6 separate regions of the Mus musculus genome follow, and all the other regions are linked to region 4. A link is a loop called in an ENCODE intact Hi-C map of the cell type or tissue named here. Cell type or tissue: left cerebral cortex. All regions are shown on one strand. Region 1 has its middle 16 kb from the start of Cldn23. Region 2 holds the start of Cldn23 (claudin 23). Region 3 has its middle 24 kb from the start of Cldn23. Region 4 holds the start of Gm35021 (a long non-coding RNA gene). Region 5 has its middle 7.3 kb from the start of Cldn23. Region 6 has its middle 98 kb from the start of Lonrf1.

Region 1 (5,000 bases), 120 kb after region 4:
TGAAGATAGAAATCCACAGAAAATGAGGGCTGGGGCGTAGCTAGGTTGGTAGTTTGCTTGCTCAGGGTATACCAAAGTGTGGGTTCCTTCCAGCTCACAAGCTGCTAATACATAGATCATATCTATAAGCTCAGTATTTGTGGAACGGAGTCAGGAAGATTAGGAAATCAAGCCTATTGTTGGCTTTGAGGTCAGCCCTGTCTTAAAACAAAACAAACATAAAGGAAAAACATTAAAGCCTTACCAACTAGATATCTCTCTGCAGGAAACCTAGAAAGACGGCCTATCCCTTCATCAGATCTGAGGCACGAGTGATCTGCCCTTGAATGTAAATCTCTCGAGAACATGGTTTTCTCAGAATACAACTCATGCACAATTCTATTCACACAGTTGCCCAGCTACTGATTGTTTAGAAGAACAGGTTTAATTAATTGCCAGATGCTGCCACCCTCGGCCTTGGGGAACACCTGCTGATTGGGTCCGCTGGGAGGATGCTGTCTGGATCTAGGGGGTTCGTCAGCTGGAAAACTCTTGAGGGAAATGATGACCTCAGATGCAGAAGTCCTGGTGGTGCTTCTCATTAGTCACAAGCATGTGGAAATGGCCTTATTTGCTAGGCAACAAAGCCAGCCACCTGGGGGAGGCCAGAGTCCTCCCCTGTATGTTAATTCAAAATATTTTTTGTAATTATTCAAAGTATAACTCTCTAAGTCCTAATTGGAAAATCTGGACATAGAATCAATCCCAAGTTGGGATAATCAAATGACACTGTTAAAGGGACGCAATACTCAGCTGACGGAATGAAGATAGAAATATATGTATGTATATACATAGATATGTATCTATACATTCATAAATATGTGAAGGGGAAGAAGTTTCTGGAATGAGATGAATGAATATTGAACTACACGATACGTGTGTGAAAGTAAGGGCAAGGGTAGGATATTACACACTGTGACTAACCTAGGCTAAAGTCTCATGGTAACAGACACTCGGTAACTGATAATGGGGCGGGGGAAGTATGTGCTCATACACATGGTCATGTGTGTGTGTCTGTGTCTGTGTGTGTGTCTGTGTGTTTGTGTGTCTGTGTGTGTGTGTGTGTGTGTGTGTGTGTGTGTGTGTGTCTGTGTGTGTGTGTCTGTGTGTGTAGCGGGGGGTTCACATAGAGGCTTGAAATTAACTTCTATGTCATTCTCCAAGACCACCAATTTGTTTCTGGTTTTTTTTCTTTTATCAAATTTGTTTTCTTTTTTTTTTAAAGATTTATTTATTTATTATATGTAAGTACACTGTAGCTGTCTTCAGACACACCAGAAGAAGCCATCTTATCTCATTACAGGTGGTTGTGAGCCACCATGTGGTTGCTGGGATTTGAACTCGGGACCTTCGGAAGAGCAGTCAGAGCTCTTAACCACTGAGCTATCTTGCCAGCCCCAAATTTGTTTTCTAATAATGTTTTTCTTATGATTCTTGTATAGAATGGTATTAGATCCTATTCACCTCCCACTCTCCCCTCCAACATCCCACTGAGCCCTCCAGCACCTCCCCTCCCAACTTCATGTCATCTTCTTTTCATTTTTATAATCCACTGAGTCCAGTTGGTACTTCCCATGGTGGCGGCCAATGGCCACACACACAGAGAACGGTGACTGTGCATTCCCTAACAGCTTTGGAAGGCCGAGAATCCCTGGGCTCCAGGGTATGGATAGAGATAAGAACAAGTTGGATGCATCACTGAGCCTGGTCTACGGAGTAAGCTCCAGCACAGCCAAGGCTATAATAATAAAGAGGCTATCAACTTGAGATGGGGGAGGCATGGGAGGTATTTGGGAGAGAGTAGCTGAGAGGACCCGAGGGAAGAAACAGAGGGGAAAAGGATGTAGTTTAATTATAACTAAAAACCTATTTAAACTTGAAAGCTGAAGAGTCCTGTTCTACTTCATGATAGGCAGTTTAATTTCTTCCTTTGTGGACTCGGCTCGGCCATGTGATTTACCTTGCTCAAAAGATCTCCACCGTACCTGACAGCAGCTCATACTTAGTAATTGCTTTAGCTTTAGGGCTTTTGGGAATGAGCCCTGGTCATGTGTGCAGGATGGAAAGGTTCTTGGCAGTGAAGCCAGGCCCAGCCAGCGGCTACCACTGAGGCCTCTGACTCTTTCTTGCACCTCCATCCCAGCCAGCTGAATGTAGTCACGATGAGTCCAGAAAAGATCAGAAAGGAACCACTTATCAAGACCCAATAAACAGTCAACTCCATTCTCCGAGTCCTTTATTACACAGCAATAGCTAACTGATACAGAACGCTGCTTTTAGAACCATAGAATAGCAGCTACTCTTTTTTAATCCTCTACTTGTGTATTTCCTTGCTAACAGGGAACACTGAAAACCAGAACTAGAGCCGTCAAGTAAGGCTGGCCTGGGGCAGGATTGTGCCCAGAGTTTGTTCCCATGAAGCGTTAATTTATCCATCCATTCACCAGACTGTGCTGGTGACAGGAAGAGGAAACCAGCTTTATTTGAAGGGACAGACAGACACGGTAAGTGATACAGAGAGGTAAACACAGTCAAAAGTATGTACAGAGTACTATTTTTGGAGACAAGGCAAAGGGTCACCAGAGTGACATGGGCATTAGGTCATAGAGGGTTTGGCAGAATCGTGTGAGTCATAGACAATTGGGACAAGACACAAAGGTCAAACTCCCAGAAACACTTAAGTACGGGTCAGGAACAGGGCAGGGTGGACAGTCTGGAGCAGCCAGGCAACAGGAAGGACACTCAACATGATTCTTGCCCTTTGTTAAGCTTGTTCTTCAAATTCACTTCAGAACGTTAGCCTCATGTCTCGGACACCGCAAGGTGTCAACTAACCTGGGTCCTGGGACTCACAGAGGCTGGGCCGCCAATCGAGGAGCACGCAGGAGCCCGACCTAGGCCCCCTACACATCTGTAGCAATGTGAAGCTTCGTCTTCATGTGGACCCCCTAACAAGCAGAGCGGAGGCCGTCTTGTCTTGTCCTCTGTTCCCTGCCTTTAGAGCCTCTTCCTGCTACCTGGACTGCCTGGTTGGGCCTCATTGGGAGAGGATGTGCCTAGGCCTGCTAGGACTTGATATCCCAGGGCTGAGTGGTACCCAAGGGGGTTTCTCCTTCTCTAAAGAGAAAGGGAGGGGGCAATGGTGTGAGGGACTTGTGAGGGTGGGACTGGATGGAAAGGAGGGAGGGGGCCTGTGATTCGGATGTAAAGTCAATTAAAAAATATAAATTGTTGAAAAAATATATTAGCCTCAAATAACTACAATTTCAGTTGACTTTTTAAAGTCCTTTAAAAAATATTAATTTTATGTATATATGTGTGTGCCTGAGTGTATGTATTTGCATCGCATGTGTGTCACGCCAGCAGAGACCAGAAAAGGACATTGGATCACCTATAACTAGAGTTACAGGCGGTTGTGAAACTCTGTGTGGGTGCTGGGAGCCAGTGGTCTCAACAGCGGACTCATCTCTGCAGTTCCTCCATCATTTTTGAGAAGTTCTCTAATGTGAAAACAAGAGTTTCTGTAACCATCAGTCATGTGGCTTAGATGCACAAGTCTTCTCTATCATGTTCTAAGTGTGACTTCCAACTGCTTTTATAACAAGCCAATCAGCACCCAAACATGACACTTGGAGGCGGGTCCTATTCCAAAGTGAACCTGTGAGTTTCTTTTCCTTTAGATGGAAGGAAAGACCCCCTCCTTGTTTTTAGAACTGGCTCCCATCTCTGAAACAATGTATCCTTCAGCTTCCTTGTGGTATATCTAGAGTATCACTTGTTAGAATGTGACCCATAGTCAAGTGTTCTTATCATTTGAATAACTAGAGAACTTTTTTTAGGATTTTAAAATTCCAGCGCATCATCTAGCGATTTTTTTCCCCTAGTAGATGCTTAGTGAGGTAAATGTATCAAGTATTGTTTTAGTTTTGTCTAGCCACAGGATAGAGACTGTTCTTTCAGTAGCATTAAGGAAATCAAGTCATTCTCTAGACACCTGAAACAGGTGCTCTTTGTGGAAATAGGTATCGTTTTCTCTCTTCTTAAAAGCTATGGGCAGAACTTCCAGTGGAGGAAGGGGGACACCAATCCACCCACAAAAACCTTTGATCCAAAATTTGTCCTGCCTACAAGATATGCAGGGATAAAGATGGAGCAGAGATTGAGGGAACAGCCAACCAGTGATTGGCCTAAGTTGAAACCCATCCCATGGACAAGAACCAATCCCTGACACTATTAATGATACTCTGTTAGGCTTGCAGGCAGGAGCTTAGCATCACTGGCCTCTGAGAAGCTCCATCCAGCAGTATATAGAAACAGATGCAGAGACCCACAGACAAACATTAGGGGGAGACATGTAGAATAGTTGGTAGGGGAGGGATTGAAGGAGCTGGAGGGGAGGAAGATACCACAAAGAAAACCTACAGATTTGACTAACCTGGGCCGTGAGAACTTCTAAGGACTAAACCACCAACTAAAGAATATGCATGGGCTGGAGATATGCCCCCTACATATATGTAGCAGATGTGCAGCTTGGTCTTCATGTGGGTCCCCTAACAATTGGAGTGGGGGGCTGTCTCTGCCTGCTGCCTGCTTTTGGGGATTCCTTTCTCAGGGCTGTACTGCCTTGTCTGGTCTCAGTGGGAGAGGATGCTCGAAGTCTTGCTGACACTTGATGTGCCAGGGCAGGTTGGTACCCGTGGGGGCTACCCCTTCTCTGAGGAGACGAAGGTGGGGTATCGAGGGAAAGGGTATGTGAGGTGGGGTTGCAATTGAGATGTAGAGTGAAAAAAATAAACAAACATAGATAAATAAATGAAAATATTTTCAAGAAAAGAAAAAGCCTGATGGTAGAACTTCAGTGCCTATGTGAAAGTGAGAAAATGTCAGGCCCAGACCTTTAAAAGACAAAGACATCGAAGGTCAGCTCACCTCCTCCTGTGGGGTGCCATTATTCTCTCTTT
Region 2 (5,000 bases), 100 kb after region 4:
TGCCGCATCTTGATTGGTCAGTATCAACCTCAGGATCGTACTCACAGCAAGACTCCAGAGTTTGCCTCCTCCAGCATCTTGTTTGAAGCCCATTGTGTGGTGTTTCTGTGGCAGAGGATGACCCCTGGGTCAAGAAAGGATCCCAAACCTACGCAGGAGTCTCATTCCATGCTGTCCTGAAGAATTTTTTTTATGACAAAATACGTGTATTTTTAAAGGGAAGTTTGAATCCATTTCTGCTGATGGGGTGGGGGGAGGGATAGTTTTAGCTTCCAGGGATCAAATTTCAATCATCAGAGAGCAAGGTCTATAAGCCAGAGAGAGTACGTGAGGGGCAAAAAGCGAAAGGCTCAAGAGACCAACTGTGTTCAATAGTAGCGCATACTAGCCGAACTTGGAGTCAAGATGCAGGTAAAATTCAGTACTTTCAAGAAACCAGGTCCTCCCACTTGTTAGCTACCTCTAGACCTCAGAACCTCCTGCCGCTGTCTTTGACGTGGGAGCTGAGTACATCCGGGCTACCCTTCTATATTCCTAGCTCCACGCCCATAGTATGCTGTCCGGTTTCAGATCAACTCAACAGAAGCTAGGGTTATCTGAAAGGCGAGAGCCTCAATTGAGAAAATGTCTCCATAAGAGTAGGACATTTTCTCAATTAGTGATCAATGCAGGTGGGGGTCCAGCCCACTGTGGGTGGTAGCATCCCTGGGCTGGTAGCCCTGGGTTTTATAAGAAAGCAGGCTGATCAAGCCAGTATGCAACACTCTTCCATGGCCTTGCCCTATTTGAGTTCCTGTCCTGAGTTCCTTCTTCTTTCAGTGATGGGCTATGATGTGGAAGTGTAAGCCAAATAAGCCCTTTTCTCCCCAACTTTCTTTTGGCCATGGTGTTTCATCACAGCAATTGAAATCCTGACTGATATACACTCAGTAAGCTTCCCCTTTCTAAAGCATCTGTGTAGTAGGTACTCTGACATCCGGTGATGCATGCCCTCCTGCGCATGCCCTCCTGCCTCCAACTGCAATTAAGTGAGCCAGAGTCCCAGCTGAGGCTTTGCCACTTGGTGTACCTCCAGGACCATGTACACTGGGCTGGTGATTCTCATCCTTCCTAATGCTGTGACCTTTTAATATAGTTCCTCATGTTGTAGTGACCACCCCCAACCAGAAAATTACTTCATTGCTACTTCATAGCTGGAATTTTGCTACGGTTATAAACCATAATGTAAATACCTGATATGCAGGATAGGCAAGACCCCCCTTTCGGGGGTCACAACCCACAGGTTGAGAACCTCTGCACTGTGGTCTTCTGGGGTCTTCTTAATGAAGTTTCAGAGGTCTCTGGCATTGGAATCTGCATTTGAAAGATTAACTAAAGTGATAGATGTTAAAGTTGGGGTCCTTAAGCAAACAAGATGATTGCACTCCAAAGTGGCACGGGCTGCGAACTTCGAACTCCTACCTTCTTGGTCCTCCACAAGCTACAGTTCCTCCGACTGTAGCCCTCCAGCATCAGCACTGCCTCCATGTTTCCTTCCCACTCCTTAATTTTCAATAACAGGTTCAGTTCAGTTAAAGGCGCTTTTAGCTCCAGTGTTTAGGCAGTCAGAGCTGTAGGGGATTTCAGCTCCCTCATGCACTCACAGCTGCCTAGCTGGGACAAGAAGTACCTGGGCCAGAAGAGGACCAGAGCTCTACTATTCTGTCCCTGAAACTGGTGCTGCTGGTTTTTTTTTTTTTTTCCCTTTCAACAATAGACTTGGCTTGCACTGAAAACAGCCAGATCCCGAAAACAACAAAGCCAATGGGGATTTAAGTGGGGCCCCTTGGCTCCTTTTAGTAATCTTAGGCGGAGAAGGGCGAAGATGTGAGTGCTCGATTGCAGACAGGTGGCTCAGATGCCAGGAAACTGCTGAGTGACAAATGCTGAGATTCCCCACAGACGCCGGAGACAGGCTTTTTTGTAGGGATACCGAAACTGACATTTACAATTTTTATTTATAAATAAGATATATACATATGGATGTTAGCCAAAGGCAACTTAACAGTTCATTTTGTACAAAATATATCTCTGTTCAGGGCGAGGTATCTCGGGAACAGGACAGTGTAGCATCGCCTTGGCTTTTGGAAGACAAGCTCAACCTCCTACACAGAAACAAGTGATTAGAAAAGATAAATACTATATATGCACAGAGAAATATAAATAGGAGTTAAACAAGTCACTTCACTTCATAAAAGCCATTAAAGCTGCTGGCTTTATGTCATAACCTTCAAATATAGCCAGACTTAACATTTTTGGCCATTTATGTTCTCTGGAGACTGAAGCAGGGAGAAAAGCAAAAAACCTCGAGAATGATGTTTGTGAAGGCTCACGGTAACTTAGAATACTGTACGTTCAGGGACGTTTTAAAGCCTGTTGGCTGATTGCAATTTTGTTGCTACTGCGATGAACAGTATGCAAAGAAAACACTACGCACTCTTGTCACTGCATAAGAAGACCTGGTCCCTCTGGAGAGAAAAGTAAAACTCCTTAAAAGATAAATGAACCCAACCTAGTATTTGGAGAGGAGTTTGGCCCTAGAAAAGGAAGGCTTGCCCTCCAGTTAGAGGAAGGCGACCAGGGTTCTAGTTGCAGATGTACTGGCAGAAGTTCAAGTCACCCTCAGACTCCAGGCAGAGCTCAGGTGAACCCTGTCTACAGGTCGGAGTCACAGGGCAGCGAATTTTGGCAGGGCCGAGTGCTGCGAGAGGAGGAACCACCTTGGGAGGTGGCTGTCTTCTTTTCTTCTCCCTCAAGCACATCCATCGGGTTGGTGTAGGACTTGGGTGGCGGTCGTGGCATCGGGAATCCAACCTTGAGCTTGCTGGTGTCCCTGTGCTCTGCGGTGGGAGGAGGCCGATGCTGTCCGTCGCTGTAGTACTTGATGGCAGGTGTGAGCGCTGGTTCCGGCCAGTCCACGTAGACGGTGCTGATGCTGCTGCGGCGCGGGCCTGCTGGGGGCGCCTTGCGACAGCGGCGACAACGCTCTTCACACCAGGGCGCAAAGCTGAGCGCCAGAGAGAAGCCGCCCAGAAGCAGCAGGCAGCTGCCTAGGTAGCCCAGCACCAGGCTGTAGCTGACCTGCACCGTGACCGGCGAGCTCGGGGCGGCCAGGACGTCGGGATCTGACAAGAAGTGGTTATACCAGGAGACCGGGATGAGGCTGAAGAGGCCAGCGACGAAAAACACCACGCCAGAGAGGCCCGCTAGCCCGTAGTGGGGCTCATCTTGCCAACAGCGCACACCGAGGGAAGCCAGCAGCAGCCCTAGGGCGGTAGTGGCCAGTGACGTGATCATGAGTCCCCGGGCCACCTGCACAGGCTGGGTCTGGAAGTAGTTCCACTCGTCGGGCTGGCCGCACTCGCGTTCGCGACTGCTCTGCTCGCGACATATGTCCCACAGCCCCTGGTACAGCACCACGTCCACTGGCTGGTCCAGAAAGCCCTTCACCAGCCGCCAGCCCGGGGCCAGTGTACTGACAAGATTAAGCAGCAACCCGCAGGGCGTGAGCACCATGCCCAGCGTCATCACCACCGGCGTCCGCATCCTGCGTAGCCTCTTGGGTCCCTAGCAGCTGTGGCTGCTCCGCTGCGCACCCTGTCCTCGAATCTGCGAGGTTGCCGGGCTGGGTAGCAGCGATGCTCGCTGCGCTCTCTGGGCGCTCTTTGTCTCTCGCGCGGAACTGTCCCCACTGAGCCTCTCACACCAAGTCCCCTCCTCTCTCGCGTCCCAACCGCTCCGCCCTCTCGCCCAGCCGCTGTCCCTAATCGAAACCAGCTCCGAGTCCGGTCAGACCGAAACCGCGCGCCCAGGTGCGGCCCCCAAGGCCAAACCCTACCGGGTGGGAGGGGCGGGAGCGCCAGGGCCACTTGGCAAGGAGGCGACCTCGGACTCTGAGGACCCGGACACCCCACCCTAGCCCAGCCGCTCCTCCTAGCCCGGCCACTCCTCCCAGCCCGCCCGGATGGTTTAGGGCTCGAGCAAAGGTCGCCCCGCCCTCGCTCTCTCGCACTGCCTGCGCGCTTGTAGGCGGGACAAAGGGGGCGGGCCGCTAGTGTCGTCTCACCTGTCGCCTAGCTACACCTTCCCCTCTTCCCTTTCCTTCTCAGGTCCGGTCAGAAAGCAAAGCGTCCCTACACTGCCTCCAATTCTCCCCAACTCTGCCCGTGGGCCCTGCCAACACAAGTCTCTTTTCACTCCCAGCTGGTGACCAGCATCCCTCGAAAGTTTTGCGCTGCCATCTGCAGCCACGTAGGGCACAGTGGTGCGCTCAGGATGCACGGGACCTGTGTGCACCACGGTTTCCAGGCTCAGGGTGTATCCAAACAGTTGCATTATGGAAACTTTGCTAGACTTGCTTAATAAAGTCTCCACGCTCTGCCTGAAGTTTAACTCATATGAAAGGGAGAGTATTTCTGGGTTGAAGAGTTGCGAAAGAGTTTTCTCTTCAGTCTTGTAAAGTCCTGCAGTGACTTATGTGTGTGTGTTGGGGGGTGGGGGTGGCACCCTTCTCAGAGGAGAATGAGGGAAGGAACTAAATGGGGGTACTGGGAGGAGAAGGGGAGCTGTTTGGGATGTAAAGTGAATACATTTAAAAATTAATAACAAACCGTTTTTTTTTCAAGTGGATAAGAGGCTGACTCGATTTTCCCGTTCAGAACTTGGCGGGCCTATGATGTATTGGAGAAACCCAGAGGTTCTGCGAGGATGGAATATAATTGGTTATTATCCAAAGAATGTCAATTAGCTTTTTTTATTTTCATGGAAAAGGGCAAATTTGTAACCAATGAAATATAATTAGAAGGAGCACGATATTCACCTTGATTGGTTAAAAACGACAGCTTGAAAATCTGCATCGGCAAAGGCAGGAGCCAGTGATCCCTGATGTCACTGGTTTAGTGTGCAGCCTTTAATTAGCCAATTTGACAGAATACAATGTTTACAATCCACGTGCTTAGGTT
Region 3 (5,000 bases), 130 kb after region 4:
CTCTGAAATTCTCAGGGAGAAAGAAAAAAGATGTAAAAACTTTAAGAAATAGAAGTAGAAATGCCAGGGTTCCTGCCTTTTTCTATTGCTGCACCTACCTGGGGCACACTAATAGTCCTGTTATGAACATGTGTTGAGTGAACTACACCTAACTTATTGAAGAGATTTCTCAACTCCACCTCGACTCCTCCTTTCATGTAATGGAACCACTGTTGTAAGAAAATACTCGAGTCAGTTTTGATTTCCAAACTTGTTCCACATTGCTGAAAGAGTTTGGTGACTCACAAACATTCTGGCTTTGACCACAGCCAAATTGCTATTTGGTAAAAGGAAGCCTCATGGTGACCGCTTCCAGCCAGAAACCTGGTTCTCACTGGAACAGCTTCTTAAATGATCCTGCCATCTTTCTTTGTGCGGTGGTCAGTCTTACTGTGACAGTCGGAGTGCTTTTCTCTATTTGGGTAGGCTTAAGTAGAAAGAATGCAGAGGCTTGCTCTTCTGCATGAAGCAAAAACATAGTTGGTACCTTAGAATGTTGAGTTAATATTTTCAATCCTGTCTTCATTATTTTTCCATAAGGAACTTTCAAGACTCCAGCTTGACAACGGCAAGGACCTGACAAGGGTTCCTTTCCGTTTTAAGATCCCACCAGACAAATGAGTCATCGGGACGGGAACCTACTATAAAGTCATTCATCTGAGCTGCATGGGACAACCCACTTTGACCAAGTTGGATTAGAGTTTATTATTCAGTATTTTGTTTTATGTCGTGATAAATACCTTCTTAAAGTCACATGTGTTATTCTGAGCAGAGTTTCAGAATTCAGAGATTCAGAGGTATAAATATTTGATTGAATTTGAACTGTACTGTTTATGATAAGTTAAAATGAGCTATTTTGTTTTGTATATAACAATCACACACACACACACACACACACACACACACACACACACACACGCACGCACGCACGCACGCACGCACGCACCAGCAGTAACTACGATCTGGGCATCCTTGCACGCAGCACACTCAGCCCACATCTGCCCTTCTCTTCTGCCAGGATGTGCCATGTGACTTCTTCCTGTGCTCTCCTTGCTTGGCAGAAGCTCATATCTTGAGGACAGCAGGAGCCGGGCCATTTGGTAGAACCAGCTCTACCTGTATCACCATCAGCCAACACACCTTCAGGCTGAGCAAGACAAAGTCAAAACAAACGAGCAAGCAAGCAAACAAACACCTCTGTGGAGCTTGGTGAGTGGAGATCTGCTGTGTAGGCTTAAATTTCTTTCTTTCTTTCTTTCTTTCTTTCTTTCTTTCTTTCTTTCTTTCTTTCTTTCTTTCTTTCTTTCTTTCTTTCTTCCTTCCTTCCTTCCTTCCTTCCTTCCTTCCTTCCTTCCTTCCTTCCTTCCTTTCTTTAAGTAAAAAACCTACTTTATTTTGGGTTCTTAAACACTTCAACCTCCCTTCTAACCCACCAATCAGAGGTTGGGGAAAAAGAAGGTTAATAGAAAAATGGTGTTGTGGACCTGCTTACAAGGAGTTCCTTGGAGTGGTTCCGCTCTTATTGTCAGGATACCAACAGTCCGGTCCAATAGCAAACATCATAACACCAACCAGTAGCAGCCGCACCATCCAGCAGAAACAGCAAGGCTCCGCCGAATGGGCACAAGTCAGCGGAAGCGGACCGTTCTGGCTGGAATACCACAAGAACTTCTTTGGCGCATTTCTGTCTATAAAGTAAAGAGCAACGAAGACCAGTGAAGACCAGCGAGGCGTTGTATGGCGTAGCAATACGAGAGCACCCTCCTATTGTTTGTGGGGTTCCATTTATATTCTTTCTAAACATCAACCGCCCTCTCAAGTGTCTATTTTCAGCAAAAAAAAAAAAAAAAAACATTACATGCCCTCTCACAAGACGGCGTCAGGAAAACATCACATGACACAACTGGGTTGTTAAAGAAACCAGAAATTTCCACTTCACTGCTGTCTCTGCAAGGACCAGTGCAGGCAGCTAGGTTTTAAGGGAGCAAAGGGCCAACTTGGTTTTTTTTTCCCCAATATTTTGCTCTAATTTTCTCTAGGATGAGCTTTCTCTGCCTGTGGATGCGTTTCCACGGCTTTCCCTACACATCTTTAGGTACCAGCAGCAACTCCTTAGATTTCTCCTGCTCCTGACTAGGGAGCAGGCGTCATGGCGTCTAGTGGACTTCCTTTTTAGTCACTCGCCCTGGCTATGAGCTCCCTTCCTCTATGTTTGCTCTCCTTTGGGGTTCACGGGGAGAGGGAAGAAGAATGGAAGATCTCAAAAAAGTTTCAGACTGACGTCCCTCCTTACGTCTTGCCCGCTTCTGTGTGCCAAGGGACAAATGTTGATTTTTTTGTCCTAGAGCGCCCTCTTGTGGCTCCACAGGGCACAACCTTCTGCGACCCCATTGATGCTCGCTCGGAAGCTGCTGCAAGTGTTCCTTTCCGCAGAGGCACTTCTAGAGGGGCTTCATTTCCTGCAGCCCAGGTCAAGGACAGTTTCCTTCTGTTGGGCGCGCTTCTGACTCATAGGAACCAGAGCTTCTGTGAAGCCTCTACTACCTTACGCTAGCCCTCTCCTTTCCACCCCTTGCCTTTTCCGTTGCTTAAAGCTCAGCAAAGCTTTTTTTTTTTTTTTTTTTGCTGTGGCTATGGGTGGGATAATAGTCTCTTGACTATTTTCCAAACGGCAGGTGGATTCATTTTCTCACTCGGTCTTCCACGTCTCTTTTCTGTATCTAGTCAGAAGTAGGTGAGTGGTAGAGGGAGACTTTTTTGTTCTTGTTATTTGTTTATTTTTACCTAGTCCCAGTGAGGAGAATTACTTAAAATCTCTACGGTTTCAAAGGACGCCAGGCCCCCCTACCATCCTGTTTAGTGATCCCTTGGCCTTCCCTTCTGAACTTGGGGGGGAATGATGGGTAATAGGCTTATGATGGGGGGGGTGGTATTGAGAATCACTGCTAGTTTTGCAGAAACGGCTAACAGCCTGATCTACACATAGAGGTATTCACACCACCGACCGTCAGTTTGAGACCCTTGGATTAAACTCTATGTTTAAATGCTCGGGGGGGGGGGGTTCAGTGTTAGCCCCCTTTTACAAAAGATCAAACTTAAGACTCAGAAAGGTTAAGCAGCCCACCCAGGTTTTGTATGACGAAGGCATGGTGAATGTGAACTTATTTACTGTCTTCCAATATCCCACCAAAACCGTTATTTCTTAAAGACTCAGAGGGAAGAGGGAGGAGGAGGGAGGCGGGAGGACGGAGGAGAGAGGGAGGATTATGACTTAAGCTCTCAGTTCAGAATTTGATGGAAAGGGAAACCTGGCTTTAAAGTCAGCTTCACAAACACACCAGGTCTGATCTCTTTTGGGATCCAAATTGAGCTGAAGGTTCTGTTATTAAAACAACAACAACAAACAAATAAACAACAACAAAATCCCTCAAACAAACAACCAAGATGTCATGGAGTTTGGGTGAGTGTTTGTAGGTCTCTAGAGTTCCGAACAAAGGCTGATACCTGGTGGTTTCCAAAGCCCCTTTCCCCTTTACTGTGGACTAATAGGGCCAGGGAGGGAGGTGGAAATCAGTTACATTGTAACACTTGTGGGATGGAGGTAGAAATCAGTTACATTGTAACACTTGTGGGATGGAGGTAGAAATCAGTTACATTGTAACACTTGTGGGATGGAGGTGGAAATCAGTTACATTGTAACACTTGTATAAAAGGATGGACTCGGCTATTGTGAGGCTCAACTCCTTTCTCTTTGCTGTGTGTGATGTTGGTGTTTAGAGTTTGTTTTCCACTGATACTTGTGGTGGTTACCTCAGGCTGACGCCAGCAGAGCACACTCACCCGGTGACTTGACACCACCAGCACCTGTCCCCTCACAGTCAGAGAGGTCAGAGGTTCTCACTGCAAAGCTTCTTGCAGAACTGGCAAGTGGCCCCAGCCACTCTTCAATGTCCACATGTACAGATCATGAATTTGACTCTCAAGTGGAAGTCTCTTGCATCTCTCATTTTAGATGTGTGTTGATAATGCAATTGATTTCCACCTTCTTTGCTAGTCCTGTTACTCTACCCAGAGAAGGAAAAGGACTTTGGAAACTGTGTATCCTGAGCTCTTGTTCTGAACCTGAAAGCTAGAGACCCACAAGCACTCATCTAGACTCCACCTGGCTGGTGTTGTTTTCTATATAAAAGAAAAGGTTCGTCTCAAAGGCTCTGCAAACCTCTGCTGCAAACCTCTCCACTGGTTAGTCACGTCCCCATAGAGCACACAGGACCCTTCTTACCTAGGAGCCAGCCCAGGAGAATTTGGTAGCTACAGTCTATGGAAACTCTAGTGCAGGTAGCTTATGGCATGGTGAACTTTCCCAATAATGGATTAGGTTTATTATCAAAAGTTAAAACTGGTTAGTTCATTATCTATATGATATTTTATATAATTCTAAAGAAAATTTGCATTTATATTATTTAGATATATAGTATTTGTATACTAGTTATATATAAGGTGTACTAATTATACATAATGTTTTTCAGAAGAGCATTCTGAAACCTTTCAGGAAGTTTTTGTTAGCTGAAATTCTAAGTCAATTTCAAATAAATGAAAGTGCTGTTACCTTTAGTGTGTGCTGCGACTTGACTGTTTGCTAAGAACATTCAAGGACAATGTCCATAGTAAACAGGTGATTGTTGGTGCCCTTGTAGCTTTGCCTGAGTCTCTGGGATTATTCCCACAATTCTCCAATGCATTGGGATAACCTTTCTTACATTGTGTGAAGGTGTTTCTCTGTATTTTCAATTGTTATTTCTGTACCGGCAGAGAACTAAGTGCTGGCAGGATTCTCGTATAGTCATTTCTATGGTCCAGAGCTGGGTTTTCTGTTTTGTGAATATTTGCCCTTCTTCACCTGGCTCAAAGCAATCTAGAAATTGCATGAGGATGTCTCAGTACTGATTGGTTGTAATGAA
Region 4 (5,000 bases):
ATATGTATATGTATATGACTTTGATAAAGGGGAGTTATTGTGATGAATATGGGAAGGGAAAAGAGAGGGTGAAGCAGAAAAAAGAAAACTGCACTGCAAATCCCTACAGTAATTTATGATTTGATCAAATTGAGGCATTTTACTTTGTGTGGTTTAAATTAAGCAGAAAAAAAAGAGAAAGAAAATAAGGTTGCATAAATTGACCCACTGTGGGAATGATGTTTTTCTGTGTACTAGCATAGCACTCCATATTGTGAAGTCTGGTTGACTTTGAACCACCTTATTTAGGCTTAAGCTCCAAATGTACTATTCACTCCTTACTTGCTTTATTTTCCTGGAAAAGCTCTTTGATTTATCGGAGATTTCTTTGTCTATTAAATCCTGGAAGCTATTGTCTCACTGTTGTGGGAGCAAATGTGGTCATCTGTAAGCTGCCTGACTCACAGGAGGCATGAAGTGGATGCCTGGATTATCCTCGTTGTCATTTCCATGAGAAGGTAGTATCTTAATCTTCAATGTGTCTCCTGTGAGGCCAGCTAAGGCCCTCCATCACTCAGGAGGGAGGAGTAGAGTCAATGGAATGAACTCGCTGAACTTCAAGACTTGGAAGATTGTGTATTTCTGGGACTCAACCTGCAAGGGCATCTCAGGGCCTGGCAAGAGGTGTTCTTGGAATGACATGGTTATACTATCCCGATTATATCCCCAGAGAACTCTATATCCCACCACCGAGACACTTGCACATCTACATTTATTGCTGCATTATTTATAATGCATATAATGCCTCCATGCCCATCAGCAGATCAATGGATAATGAAAATGTTTATCACACAATGGAATATTATTCATATATTTTTAAAAATGAAAATGTCAGGAAAATGGATGACGCTGGAAATTATTAAACAATGTAACTCAGACTCAGAGAGACAAATATTGTATTTTCTCTTTCATAAACAAATGCTAGCCTTGTTTTGCGTTGTTTGTTTTGTTTTTGTTTTTTTGAATGCAGAAGTAATGAGGTCCTGGAGTTTATACCAAGATTCCAGACCGATTCCAAATGAAGATCCTTTAACAACACTGACCACTCCCAGCAACCCGTAGAACCAAGGACGACTTTCACTTTCAGAAGCTTTTAAAAGGAAAGGACCTTAGACTAGAAATGATGCCTTACTACAAGGTGAGTATAACTTAAGGCTGCTGCAGAGTTTAGCTCTCAATAGTGCTGCATCGGTAGCCCCAGGGCCCGAATCTAATTGCTAGTAAGTAATTAGCAAAGGTGTTAAGATACAATAGTTTTCTTGTGAAGGACTACACTTCCCAGCTTCCTTTGCGGACTATGGAAGTCGCTGCTGCCCTTACACATCCCATCCTCTGTAAGCATTTTAACCTTCTCACCTAAGGTCAAACCAAGCTTCTCTTTCTTTCTGCCTCCCACCTCTCTTACAGCTGCCTTAAATAATGCAACAGGATATGAGGCTGTAATTAAGTGAAAGGTTAGCGAGAAAGACAGACAGATATGGGAATGTGCGACTTAAGATGGCGCGGGCCTTTGTTTGTGGGGAGGGAGGAAGCCTGCAGAGGGGTCTCTGTAAGATTAGAGCTCACAAGCTGAGGTAGTAATGGGGCAGAGAGGGGGCTGGAGGAAGTTGAAGTCTCCTTTGCTGGCCCTGCTGTTGGCTATGGGGTAACCAGTGAGTTACTAAAAGAATGTCAGGCGATTGATAAACATCTCTGGAGGCTGGCCATTACTTGGGGTCCCCAGGGCAGGACAGTGAAGAATGTAGAGAAACGAGTTACTTTAGGAAGCAAATTACCATAGTTTCGGGGAAGTGCCACAGTTTAACCAAAATGGAGGGTGGTTTACAAAGTGTGGCCCTGGCTAATGCTCAGGTTGGTTCCTGCCTGGGATGGCCGAAGAGTCGCAGGGGCGTGTGGGTAATTAATTCTCTGTACAGTGACAGCATCTGGAATCTGACACTATGAAACTGGGGCCTAAATTGCAATGGTCATCCCGCGTGGTAGAGATACAGGGAATACAGAACGCATCCTAAGGAAAGCTGAACCCAGTGGAGCCAGCCCAAAGTGATGCAGCGCCATCCGGATGCCACCTCCATGAAGCCCGCAGGTCGGACTCACAGCAGAGGGACTGGTGTTTGCCTTGCAGCTTTTCTCTCATTAATATTGCCTTTCCATTCTCATGCCCTCCCTACTTGAAAAGGGTATGTTTGCCACCAGCTATGGGAAGCACGTGACTCGAGCTTCACTTTCACGGTTGCTCGCGGCTAAGACGTAGCTCTGAGTTTCAGAAGAGACTCTGGATTTGGATTTCTGAATGGCGTTGGGACTGGTAAGACTGCGACTTCTTTAAGTTGAGCTGAGACATTTCCTCTTATGAGGTAGCAGTGAGGCTATGACAGCTAGGGGGGATCGTTAAGGTTTGGGTATGCAATGCCCGTTATGGGTTCACGGATTTGAACTTTTGGTCTGGAGCTAGTGGAGATGATTTGGGAGGCTCTGGAACCATTTGAACTTGAGGCCTAGCTGGTGGGCGTAGGGCTCTAGAGGTGGAGCCTGAGAATTACTGGCTCCCTGCTTCCGAGGGGTCAGCACCATGTTACAAGCGGCTGCTTCAGGCTTCTGCCACTATGGGCGGGCGTGGTCCCACTACCGTGCCTTTCCCACCATGACCAACTGTGAATGTGAACGAAAACTAAACCATATCCTTTCTTAACGTGTCTTTTAGGTGTTTCGCCTCAGTGAAAGTTGCCTTTCTTTATTAACTTAGCCTAATAAAGCCCAGCTGCAGAGATATTATTTTTTAATCATAGAAGAACACAAATCCATTCTCTTTTGAAGTTATTGCTAATTTCTTAGATATTGTCAGTTAATCGGAGAACAGATCTAACCTGTACTCGTGGAGAGTGGACATGCCCTTTGGTTCATCTGCAACAGAATGCATGTAATGAACGTGGCCAGTAAGGACATTAAGTATTAACGTCAACGTGCAATGTTGAGATTAGTCTGTAGGTGGCAGCACAAACTCGGGGATGGGAAATAATGCCGCCGGCCCCCCCCCCCTTCGTTTTAGTGACCTCAAGAAGACCTGGATACCGCGAAAAGACCGTGTTTTACCAGATTCACTGCACCATTCGAAATCTTCTGAGATCATAAATAGTAAGTTGAAAATATATTTGTGTTTCTGTATTATTCTGCCTTCAAGATTCAGACACCACCACCTGCAAAGACACAGCTTGCCTAGAGAGGACGTCAAAGCGCTTGGGTTGAAATTTCACTTTATTTAATGTTATCTGTCTTGTGTATTCTTGATGTACCTTTACCTGTCCCTGAAATTTCAGATTTCCTGTGAAAATGTGTATGTGTGTCTCTTGTAAATAGCACTGAGTCTTATATCTTCTTAATTCAGTCTGGAATCTTTCCCGCCCAACTTTGCAGTTCAGGCCCCCTGCCCCACCCCGCCCGGGTTCTCAGTGTATGTGAGAGCATAGATTTCCCATCTTCCTCTTTACTTCATAATTTACATTTATCTCATTCACCATTGTTTGTACTTCCTCATTTCTAAATATCCTTAAGCTTAAATGGGGCCAGAACTTGAAAAAAATTCTTCTGATAACTGAGGGTGGGATAGGGTGATCTATACCTTTAATCCCAGCATTTGGGAGGCAGAGGCAGGTGGACCTCTGAGTTCAAAGCCAGCCTGGTCTACATAGTGAGTTACAGGACAGCCAAGGCTACACAGAGAAACCCTGTCTTGGAAAAACATAAACAAAAACAAAAATAAAAAGCCCAACCCATCAACCAATCAACCAGCCCACCCCCTTCTCTTTCCCTCCTCCCCTCTCAAGCAATACAAACGTCATGGCATGAATCCTTCGTTTTACCTTATACTTGAATGTGTACCGTCTCTCTGAGCATGCTCATTAATCTGTCTGCCCCGCAGGACAAAGAATTACTCCCAGGCTCCTCCCACCAGTGGTGAAGATGTTCTGAATGCCTCTGCTTTCTTATTTTCTCTCCCACCCCTAACAAGGACACTTTATTGGTAGAACTGGGGAATCCTCACCATACATAGTTTTTGTAGCTTTTTTGGAAGCAATATTATGATTAAGAAAATAAAAATTACATGAAGAATATTTAGTGATTATAAACATTTTTGCTAGTTACATTTTGTTCTTTGGAAATTTTGTACATGTGTATAATATGTTCTGATAGTTCTCTCCCCTAATATTTATTTTGTGTGCATGGGTGCTTTGTCTGCATGTGTATTGGTATGGGACATGCATGCCTGTGCACCTTGTGCACCCATGGGTCTCTGTACTCACTTCTATTTGCTGCAAAGAAAACTTCTCTGATTAAGGCTGAGAGTAGCCTTTGCCTGTGGGTATGAACACAGATGATAATTAGTATTCTTTTTTGAGATATGGTCTGACTATGTAGCCCAGGCTGGCTTGGAACGTGCTATGTAGGGAGGGCTGGCTTTCAAGTCACAATTCTCCTGCTCCCGTCTGTCATTCTGTCTGTCATTCTCTCTTTCTCTCTCTCTCTCTCTCTCTCTCTCTCTCTCTCTCTCTCTCTCTCTCTCTCTCTCTCTCTTTCTCTCTCTCTCTCTCTCTCTCTCTCTCTCTCTCTCTCTCACACACACACACACACACACACACACACGAGTTATTTTCTGAGCCATTTGCAGGTTATCTGTATATATCATGATCCTTACCCTTGAACAATTCAGTGTGTGCCTTCCTACAATGAGTGATGTGCACAGAAGAATGGTCAATTGATGATGATGTCATTTCCCACCTGTGGCCCATGCTCACCATTTGGAAGCTGACACAGTAACATCCTCTTTGGCACTGGCCACCCCTTTCCTGCTCAGGGTCCAGTGTGGGGTGAAGAATCCCTTATTTGTCATGTCCCTTTTAGGCTTCTTTAATCTGTAGTCTCCCGGGCATGAATTTGTTGTACTGTGATTAAATAGAAGTATT
Region 5 (5,000 bases), 110 kb after region 4:
TAGGCTGTTCTGGGTTGACAGTTGAAGCTAAGTAGGACGACACTGTCATGCAAACAAAGTCATATAAAGGAGGCACAACTGACCTGCCTACTCTGCATATATCATAACTATTGGAGACTTGTCAAACCCAGGACAGATGGCTAACTGAGGTGCCCATTTAACATTTCAGAGCAGACTTGGCCACCAGGTTCTCCCAGCATCTGCCTGTTACAGGATATGGTTGGCATATTCTGCCCACTACCCTAAACTTCTCCAGCCCGGGGAGGGGGGTGTCCTTCCCTGTAGAGACCAGCCATTTTGGTTACCCATCACTGTGACCTACCCTTTACCCTCCTGGCCTCTTGGTCTGGCTCCCCCCGCTCCTTTCCACACATGGCTCAGGGTCTTGCTCATTCTGGACTCTCCCCACGTGTCTTCCTCTGTCTATGCTCTCCCTCTATCTACAATCACCCTCCTCCTCCGCCACACAGGGAGCCATCAGGTCCTTCGTTTTTATTTCTTTTCTTTTCTCATTCAATCACCAGTTAATAATCATATGTATCCGTGCAAAATACCAAAGTAACCAAGATGTAAACACATCAAGACCGTCAGAGCTGTCCCTGTGTTGGCCTCTCCCTGCCAGGCAATCCTTGGGAACCGCCTACCTGCTCTCTGCCAATACGGAATAGTCTGTAACTTTCAGCACTTTGTATTATGGAGGCACACAATACACATAGCCTATAATAGAACTTCAGTTTGATCACAGGGACCACTTGGGGTGCCTGAGCCACTGAATGGGGCTCTCTAAGGAAGGAAGCACAGTGAACCCCCTAAGTTTACGAGGCCCCAGAAAGTTCTCAGGTTAGGAAGGACAATTTCTGCTTTTGAATGCACTTCACGATTTGCCTCTACCTTAGAATCAGAGTTACTGTGCATGGAAACAGCTTGCTGTGCGTCATGAACATTTTATGCCTTGATTCATCTTCCAGCATCTTATCTGTGCTTCATGAGCCAAGCCCCAGGCATCATTTACCAAGGGGAGGAAGGAGCCCTGCCTACTCTACTTCCTAAGTCACCCGTTAGTCCCCAATGCTTCTATTTCTTTCCTACTTCCTCTCTCTAGACTCTTTAAACTGATTGGCAGTAGCCCTTTGGGGGTAATTCCACTCTTCGTTGTCAGGATACCAGCAGCTCAGTCCAATCACAGACATCAAACACAAATCAGTAGCAGCAGCTCAATGCAGCAGAAACTGCAAGGTTCTACTGAGTCAGCACGAGTCAGCGGAAGCAGCAAGAATCAGCTGGAACACCACGAGAAGTTCTCAGTGCGTTTCTCTCTACAAAGTGAAGATCATTGAAGGCCAGCAAAGTGTTGCAAGGCATAGCAACGCAAGAGCATCCTTTCGCTGTCTGTGGGGCTCTACTTATATTCTTTCCAAACATCATGAGTCCCCTCAAATGTCCGTTCCAACAAAACATCACATGCCCGTTCACGTGTCTGTTTTAGCAAAACACCCTCTCTCAAGAAAGCTTCCAGAAAACATCACGTGACACAACTGAGTTTCCAAAGAAATCAGAAATGTCTCATTCAGAGACCTTGTGCCATCCAGCCCTAGCTCTGACTTCCACCCTGGCCTCTTCCTCTGGTCCTCACCATGGCCACCTCCTCATGCTATATAATCCAGGTGTATTCAAGCTAAAGCCATCAGAAAGAAAGGAGTCTCCGTTGAGGAAATGCCTCCATGAGATCCAGCTCTAAGGCATTTTCTCAATTAGTGATCAATGGAGGAGGACCCAGCCCATGGTGGGTGGGGCCATCCCTAGGCTGGTGGGCCTGGGTTCCATATTAAAGCAGGCTGAGCAAGCCATGGGAAGCAAGCCAGTGAGCAGCACCCCTCTGCATCAGCTCCTGCCTCCAGGTTCCTGGCCTGTTTGAGTGCCTGTCCTGACTTCCTCCAATGATGGACTATGATCTGGAAGTGTAAGCCAAATAAACCCTTTCCTCCCCAACTTCCTTTTTGGTCATGGTGTTTCATCACAGCACTAGAAACCCTAAGTGAGACACCAGGAAAAGGCCCTTTCCTAAAGCTTGTGTTCCTCTTTTCTTTTGAAGCTCGGCATACACCTTCTTCCTCTCGTGTTCCGTCTGCTTCTTCTGATCCGAGAGGCACAAATCAGATCTTTGCTGGATGCTCATTTTCTCTGGTAGTTTCCGCTTTGCCTGGGTTAAGTTATCTTGTCCCATGTCATACTTCTGTCACCCTACTTCTGTCAGCCCACTTGCCACACCCCTTTATACTTCAGTTCTCCCCAGTGTGTGATTCCTGTGACCCGGGGACTGCCCATCCTCTCATCTGTCCTTGAGATGCCTCTTGGTGCTGGTCCCTTTATGCTATGCGTTCTTCCATATTGTATCCATAACATTTTCTCAGGACTGGGTGCCTGGTCAAAATGATGGCTATACACATTTCCTCAGACAAGTCTGTCTAAGAAGTTTAAGGACTCCATCAGAAAGAAAGGAGTCTCAGTTGAAGAAATGCCTCCATTAGATGCAACTGTAAAGCAATTTTCTCAATTAGTGATCAGTGGAGGAGGGCCCAGCCCATTGTGGGTGGTGCCATCCCTGGGCTGGTGGTCCTGGGTTCTATAAGAAAGGCCTTTATTATAGTCTTCTGATGCGACTATGCTAGTTTCCAGCATAGTAAATAAGGAACAACACTCTAGGTCCAGAGATTCATGACCAAGATATGGAAGCCTTGGAAGTTTCCTCCCGCTGCAAAAAGGGAAAAGAGGGATTGTACTAAGTATAGCCTGAGACTGCAGAGCCAGCCTCTTTGTCCCACATGCTCCTGAGTCGAATCTGAGAACCAAAGCGTGACTCAGAGCTGCAAGAGTGTGTTACTATTGAGCAGACTCCCTGTGCCAGCTGGCCCTAAAGTATGCTTTCTGAAGAGTACCCCACCCCCAACACCCCACCCCACCTCATCCCCCAGCCCCTAAACCCCCACCCCCCCACCCTACCCCATCCCTCCAACCCAACGTAGTTCTGTAAAGATCTGTTGAAGCTCCCGGGCCTCGGGATGGATTGTGAGCATCTAGTGACTATTTCTAAGCACTCTCACTGGACTTCTTCCCAATAGCCTTCTGGCCCCAAGAGGCCACCTAGCACAGAGTGGTGACTGCATTGATTTCACTGTGGAAAGCCACACCTCAAACTGAAGTCAAGAGAAGTAGCCAACCACATCTGTTGGCTCCATTAGATGCCACCAGGTTCTCTGGCCTCCATATTTTGTAGTCCAATGATTAAGGCTTTGAATATTACTGCTTATCTTCCTTATGGTAGACCCAGTTCAGCAAGGTCAAGAATTCAAGTTAAACTGAAAAAAAAGTTAGACTAACTTTTTCTCTCCTTTGAATGATGGTACTGCCATAAACTGTTGACATCTCATGTTGATACAGAGTCAGATGGTTGTGTTTCTTAGCCACATGTACCTAATATTATAGACTAAAAATAAAACCTTGACCTAAAACTGACTCCTAGAAGCTCAGTAACACATTACTCCACTTGCTTGACATACGCTTGATTTTTCTTATTTTAATTCCTGGCCGTGAGGTGAATTTTCCTCTACTTCATGATCACACCATGGTGTGGTGTTCCTTCCATAGGCCAAAGCCAAGAGAATGATCAAGCATAGACCAGAACCCCCAAAACTGTGGCCACAATACTTCCTCATTTTCTGTGTCACTATGTGTGTATAAGTGAGAGAAAGAGAGAGAGAGAGAGAGAGAGAGAGAGAGACTGTGTGTGACTATAATGTGTGTGCATGTGATTGTCTATGACTGTGTGACTGTGTGTAAGTGTATATGTGAGTTTGTGTGTGTGTGTGTGTGTGTGTATCTGAGAGAGAGAGAGAAAGAGAGAGAGAGACTCTGTATGTGACTATGTGTGTGACTGTGGTGTGTGGTTGTGTATGACTGTGTGACTCTTTGTGTGTGTGACTCTGTGTGTGTGTGTGTGTGTGTGTGTGTGTGTGTGTGTGTGTGTGTGTGTGTACCTACAGAGGTCAGAAGAAGATAAAGGCATTCTATTTTACCACCCTCTACCCAATTCCTTTGAAACAGGATTTCTAACTAAACCTGGTAACTATAAAATTTCAGTGATCTTCTTGTCCCTGCCATCCACAGTGCTATAGTTTCAGGCCTGGGTGGCCACACACATGGGAACTGTAGTACAAACTAAGGCTCCTATGTCTGAGCTCTTGCCTACCAAACCAAGTTTCCATCCTTAAACCATTTTGCCTTGTAAGTTAATTACCTCAGATACTCTGTTGTAAGAAGCTGATCAACCCCATTATACAATTACACATAAAACAAATGCATTCAAAGAATCCAAGGAAAGTAAAGATGAAGACGTGGAAAGACGAAAATAATGGAGGAGAAGGCTCCGTGTATGAACGTTCAAATTATTTTGATGTCAAACAAAATTAGAAGAAAAACTGGCCTATGCATCATAAAAGAAGTTAGTATTTTTGTATTTATGTAGGAAACAGTGGCAAAGCTCAGACCCATAGTGAACACGGATGGAGAACGTATGCAATCCCAGAGGAGAGGAACCATCTAAGAGCAAGCTCAAGGGTGACAAGGAACTGTGCTTCTTCCCATAAACACACAACCGATGAGAAGACTGAACGGTGAATGGCGAAAATAGTATTCAGTTTGGGTTAAAATCGGAGTAAAGATTCGTCGTACTGGAAACTTCCAGGCCAGCCAGGGCAACGAGCAAGAGCTCGGTCTCAAAACAGCAGCATCAACAACAACAACAACAACAACAACAACTAAAACAAACAAAAACCCCTCAAGCTGCTAGATGTAAGAAAATAGTATATTTAATTCCAAGATGATGTGAGATCTGTCACTCAGAGCTTTAATGTGTGACTGATCTTTTATTTCTGTGTTAGCATTTGTTCCAAAGAAATACGCAGCAAATATGGGAATATTTCCTAGGAGGCGATTGGCCAGAG
Region 6 (5,000 bases), 620 kb after region 4:
GTGTGTGTGTGTGTGTGTGATGTATGCAGGCCCAGGTGTACAGATTCCAGAGGAAGATGTCGCTATCCAGCTATCTTATGCTTCCTGGAGATACACCCATTCTCTGAACTCGAAGCTAGTCTGGCAACCAGCAATCCCCAGCAATCCTCTTGCTTCCACCCCCACCAACACTGGCATTATAAGGGTATGTGGTTACATATAACTTAGTATGTAGGTACTAGGGATTTGAACTCATGTCTCTACGCTTTCATAGCAAGTTCCTTAGCCCACTGAGCCCTCCCCTCATCCCCTGCATATGTTTCTTTCAACATAATTCTGTTGTAATTTCCCAGCCTTAGTCTTTTTCCCCATAGGTTTATATGTATGTATGTGTATCATTGTTGTGACTTGTATGACAAATGCCACTTAAGCTTCTTATGCTACCTAGTTTCAGGGGATTCAAGCGTCACATAGAGAAAAAGGCCTGCTGCAGCCATGGGTTGTGGGAATGTATAACGGAGTCTTCCTCCACAGTGGAGACCAGATGATACAGGCCAGAGCCAAAAGTGGGTGTGACGTTCAGGGTCCGTCCATAGCGAGCTACTTTCACTAGGTAGGCTCCACCTCTTAAAAGCTCCACACCCTTTGAAATAATGCCCAAAGCTGAGGAACAACTATACAAAATATGAGCACGGACACAGGTCATATCCAAACCATTACAGTCTAAGAATAAGAATATTCCTTTACATAATTATGACCCAAGGATCAGATTCAAGAAATGTAACATTGATATAATACTCTGTCTGATGTAAAGTCTGTATATATAATTTTTTCTAATTATCTCAGTCTTTTTATTTGTTTGCTTGTTTTTGTTTTTTGTTTTTCAAGACAGGGTTTCTCTGTATAGCCCTGGCTGTCCTGGAACTCACTCTGTAGACCAAGCTGGCCTCAAACTCAGAAATCTGCCTGCCTCTGCCTCCCAAGTGCTGGGATTAAAGGCGTGCACCACGACTGCCCATCCAGTCTTTCTTTCTTAAGACAAGGTCTGGCTATAAACCCCAGGCTGGCCTCGAACTTAATTAAAGCTTTGCTCCTAGCTCCTGGGTAATGGCAGTGAAGGGACATGTGTCCCACCATGTGCCAAGGGCAATTCATGCTTATAACAACTTCTTTTCCTGGTTTGGGATCATGCATCATGTCTGTTGCCTTTGGGGCTAAAATGGGTCAGGCTCACTTTGTCTTAAAAATATTGACAGTTGCCTTCTGTGATGTTCCTCATATCCAGATGTTTCCACTGAATTATTTTTTCATCTATTCTCTCTCCTTCATGCCAGTTTTCCAATGTGTACTTTTCTTTGCCCCCCTTGGGTTCAACTAAGTTGCATAAACAGATATCTGTGTTGATGGATAGATTTTTTTTTATAACATAAGCTTCTCTTATTTTTTTTTACCTTGTTGAATATGTTATGGATCAACACCTGAAGAGTTTGAATAATTTGAAATTAGATAAATGAAACAAGGGACTAGTAGAGACATATTAAGTATTTGCCATTGATTGAACAATTAAGATGAACTCAATACAGCAAAATGCAAACCACAGCTTTACCAACTGTCAGGTGCACAATGTGTGCTCAGCACTAACTGCCAATGGCGTCTTTCTAAAGTACCTCTGAGAGAGGACAATGCTTTTTCTGTCCTATGGTGGTGGTGTTGGGGGGTGGGGTGGGGTGGGGTGGGGGTGGGGTCTTCCTTAAGTTCTTCCTCTGTTGTGCTGGTTTGTGGTTGGTTTCTCACACCCGCAGGTGTGACAGAACCTGGTTACTGCAGGGGATGCGTGAGGATTTGGAAGGCAGGGAGCTCATCAAAAAGAAAAGACAGGAACAGCTTGAGAGGAAGAGGTTACTAAGTGTACCGGGCATCTGGTGGGATATCTGGTGGGATGGGATGGCAAGCAAGGTGAGGGCTCATGCTACGTACAGAAAGGGATGCATGGGAAACTCATGGGAACCCAAAGCTCTTGGTTCAGTCACTAACCGTGTAGCAGTAACAAACCCTAAGATTCAGAGGGCAGCATCCTCGCCCTCACCCTCAAGAGCAGCCACTGGTTTATAACATGGAAACACAGTAGTGCGCAGGTTAACAGGAATGTGTTTTCATTTAGAAATATCTGCTCATCTGGAAGGGCAGGGCCCTCATCCTAGGCCTATGACAAGTCAAGGTTTTTGATGATTTCTGTTACATAAGAGGTACACAATATTAGTTCACATATCCCACTGCTTAAAACCCCCACCAAAGGAGAAGGTTTGTGCTTAAATAATTGAATAAGTTAAGATTCTTTCCAAAACTTCTAAGTGGCTACCCAAGACAATGACAGATTAATGACAGATTAAGTGTTAAGACTTCGTAGACATTAGCAGTTGGCATCCCTTCGGTTGCTGAGCCCATACTGCCCCCTGGTGTTCCCTGGGCATCTCTGTTTTGTAGGCCAGTTGACGTGGTATTTCCTGTTGCCTGCTGGCTGGACAGTGCACTGCAGGTCTCACCTGTGAGAGGCATCATTTTCACTGACTATCATCTTTTTGGTATTTTGGTGTCTAGCATGCTGTGCCTAGCAAAGTGTCCACTAGTAGTTCAATGAATAAATGACACGAGTCTCTCAAACTAAAAAATGTGCAGCTACTGTAAACATTGTCCTTACTCCCCCTCAAATTGCCAATGTTCTTGATCCACCCTTGGTCCAAGTCTCCATCACTTCCTGCCTGGACTAGTTCTCACGTCTTCCCTTCCTCCCACCCCCAGCCCATGAAACTCTAGCTATCACTTTCTTCAACACCGGCAGTGTTGCCTTTCTCTGTCGGCGATGCATAGACGCTAGAGTGTAGAGGGCATATGGCTATACTCTTTCATTTTGGCAGTGCTAGGGACAAAACCCAGGATCTGGCTCTGGAAACTCATACTTTCAGGCCAGATAAAGTTGTGAAAGTTTTTGTCTATAGGCTGCAGGGCACTCTTGCTACTTGCAGCTGGGTAAGCTGCCATACTAGTCCCCAGTTGCTTCATCTACAAAATGAAGATGACAGCCACTTGCTTGAGGTGCGCACTGAGTTGCCAAGGCTTGTGGGAGAACACACATTTCTTCCTGTTGTTATTTTTAAGCACTTGTTTGTGCTTTGGAAACAGTCTTAATACAATGTTATATAGTCTAGGCTGGCCATGAACTCAGTAACCACCTGCTTCAGTCTCCCTAGGACTGAGATTGTAGGAATGTCCTAACACACTTGGCTAAGAATGTTCTTTGGAGAGACTGCTTAGAATTGCTGCCTGGGTTAGGAAACATTGTGACGGTATTTCTTTCATGTACAATGGGCAAGGCTATTTGGCTGTCTCTGTAAGTCTAGGTTACTATGTTGGTAATGTTTTGAAGTCCAGATCACTTCATCTTGTGCAGGGATCAGGATGTAAGGTTGAGGCAGTTTGGAGGAAAGGAGATATAGATGGGAAAGTTCTTGTAAAAGAAGAGAAGCGTTAGGTGTAGGATATTCCAGCTTGTCTTCAGTTCTCTGTGTACTTATCTTTGCCTCCTACTGCCCAGAAAAGTATGTTGCCAGCATGAGTGTGATGAAGTTTATGGGAACAAACAGAAGAGAGAAAATTCCAGACTGGCACAAAGACAGCAGAGAAAGGAAGAGCTGGTGACTAACTCAGCCAGTGAGAAGAAATTAGAAGAGGAGACAAGAGTCTCCTGCCCTTACCCATCACTCACTCACACACACACACACACACACACACACACACACACACACACACACACACACACACACACAGAGGCTCTCTCTGAAAGCTCCTGAAGTATTGTGATAGGTGTTTGAGGGCTTTGAGCTTTATGGGGAATGGAGGCTCATGGTATTTTATCTTGGTATTGAAGGAGACAGACCCATAGAAAGCCGAAGAGCTTGGAAGCATCTGGGTTACATCAAAAAGCACTTCACACCAGGCCTAGGATCAAGTAAGCATTCAAACTCTGAAGTGGTGTGCTAGTGAGCCAGTATCCAGTGTTATCACCGTGTTTAAGCAGATGGCACATGCAGATGTTCTAGAATATCGCTTCCAGGTCCGAATGGACTTCTTGTTCTTTCTCCCTCCCTCTCTTGAATCTTTATTGGGTAGTTTATTGTGTTTTGAGTGTTCTTCTCAAAAGCATGTTTATGTACCCTGTGTACCCTGGAACTGGATTTAGGGACCATACTGAATCACCGTGTGGGTGCTGGGGGCCAAACCCAGATCCTCTGTAAGAACGACTGCTCTTAACCACCAAGAAACCTCTCTCTAGCCCTTTGGTTCTTTCTAATGCATGACGGAATTTAATCTTCCCTTTTATTTCTCACCGGTGTGGGGTGAATTCTATAAGACAGAGCTGATGACTAGTTATTTGGTTATGCCTCAAAGCATCGTGAAACAATGAAAAGAATTGAAGCACTCTGAGTTAAACTCCGGATATCATAGATGTTACACAAGCCCCTTTTCACGGATCCATGTGCCCAGACTTATTTTCACTATTAAAATTTAAAATGAGATCTTGCTTGGTTGCCCAGGCTGTCCTTGAACCTGCAACCCTCAAGGCTCCTGCTCCAGCCTCCAGTATAGCTATTCTCACAGCTTGGTACCGTCATGATTCTTGCTCTTCATTTATGCGTTCTCTTGAGAACCAGGCAGGAATCACGTGTGTGCTTAGCATTCAGTTATCCAGATCCCAGCTCCCTCCCTCTCCATCCTTTTAATGAAGGTCTTCACTCTTGAAACAGAGAGGTTGTTTCATTTCAAACTCCCTGTCATTTTTTCAAAATTCAGACCTTTCTCTGGAGTTTTAACTATCCGTGTCAAGACCATCTTCCTTTATACTCTGAACCAAAGTAAAAATATTGCTCTAGCAGGATCTTAGCTTAGAGCGCACTCAAGCTAATCCACAAGCAAAACAAGCAAAAGGATCTCCGTCTACAGCAAGCTCCTCAGGAAGCCACCTT

Evidence for each region. A loop is a pair of places that touch in the nucleus more often than their neighbours do. Peaks named below come from ENCODE experiments on the same cell type or tissue, not always from the same donor. Only the 100,000 strongest peaks of a DNase experiment are listed, where the experiment ranks them.
Region 1: a loop joins it to region 4, with 5 times the contacts of the local background. A loop is called at or near these places in 33 of 42 quality-filtered maps.
Region 2: it touches region 4 in a loop (3-fold over the local background); 6 of 42 quality-filtered maps call a loop at or near these places.
Region 3: a loop joins it to region 4, with 6 times the contacts of the local background. A loop is called at or near these places in 30 of 42 quality-filtered maps.
Region 5: a loop joins it to region 4, with 4 times the contacts of the local background. A loop is called at or near these places in 18 of 42 quality-filtered maps.
Region 6: a loop joins it to region 4, with 5 times the contacts of the local background. A loop is called at or near these places in 19 of 42 quality-filtered maps.

Annotation. Positions count from the first base shown.
Region 1 is chr8:35,839,870-35,844,869 of GRCm38, forward strand. No RefSeq gene overlaps it. Among named protein-coding and RNA genes, the nearest start is that of Cldn23, 16 kb to the left of the region's middle. In left cerebral cortex, no CTCF peak of the experiment used is centred here; no DNase peak of the experiment used is centred here.
Region 2 is chr8:35,822,748-35,827,747 of GRCm38, forward strand. Cldn23 (claudin 23) reads right to left here and starts at 3,812. Exons shown (of 1, transcript NM_027998.4): 1 at 1,962-3,812. The coding sequence starts at 3,585. The coding sequence ends at 2,695. In left cerebral cortex, a CTCF peak has its summit at 2,968 (motif pointing right); DNase peaks (open chromatin) are centred at 3,081, 3,545 and 4,223; H3K4me3 peaks cover 1,530 bases.
Region 3 is chr8:35,848,197-35,853,196 of GRCm38, forward strand. No RefSeq gene overlaps it. Among named protein-coding and RNA genes, the nearest start is that of Cldn23, 24 kb to the left of the region's middle. In left cerebral cortex, a CTCF peak has its summit at 2,407 (motif pointing left); a DNase peak (open chromatin) is centred at 2,392.
Region 4 is chr8:35,722,344-35,727,343 of GRCm38, forward strand. It overlaps Gm35021 (a long non-coding RNA gene), which reads left to right and starts at 1,263. Exons shown (of 7, transcript XR_870350.3): 1 at 1,263-1,373; 2 at 1,956-2,347; 3 at 3,089-3,174. In left cerebral cortex, CTCF peaks have their summits at 3,010 (motif pointing right) and 3,209; a DNase peak (open chromatin) is centred at 3,049; H3K4me3 peaks cover 245 bases.
Region 5 is chr8:35,831,406-35,836,405 of GRCm38, forward strand. No RefSeq gene overlaps it. Among named protein-coding and RNA genes, the nearest start is that of Cldn23, 7.3 kb to the left of the region's middle. In left cerebral cortex, no CTCF peak of the experiment used is centred here; a DNase peak (open chromatin) is centred at 2,815.
Region 6 is chr8:36,344,674-36,349,673 of GRCm38, forward strand. No RefSeq gene overlaps it. Among named protein-coding and RNA genes, the nearest start is that of Lonrf1, 98 kb to the left of the region's middle. In left cerebral cortex, CTCF peaks have their summits at 2,455 (motif pointing left) and 2,658; DNase peaks (open chromatin) are centred at 2,424 and 3,598.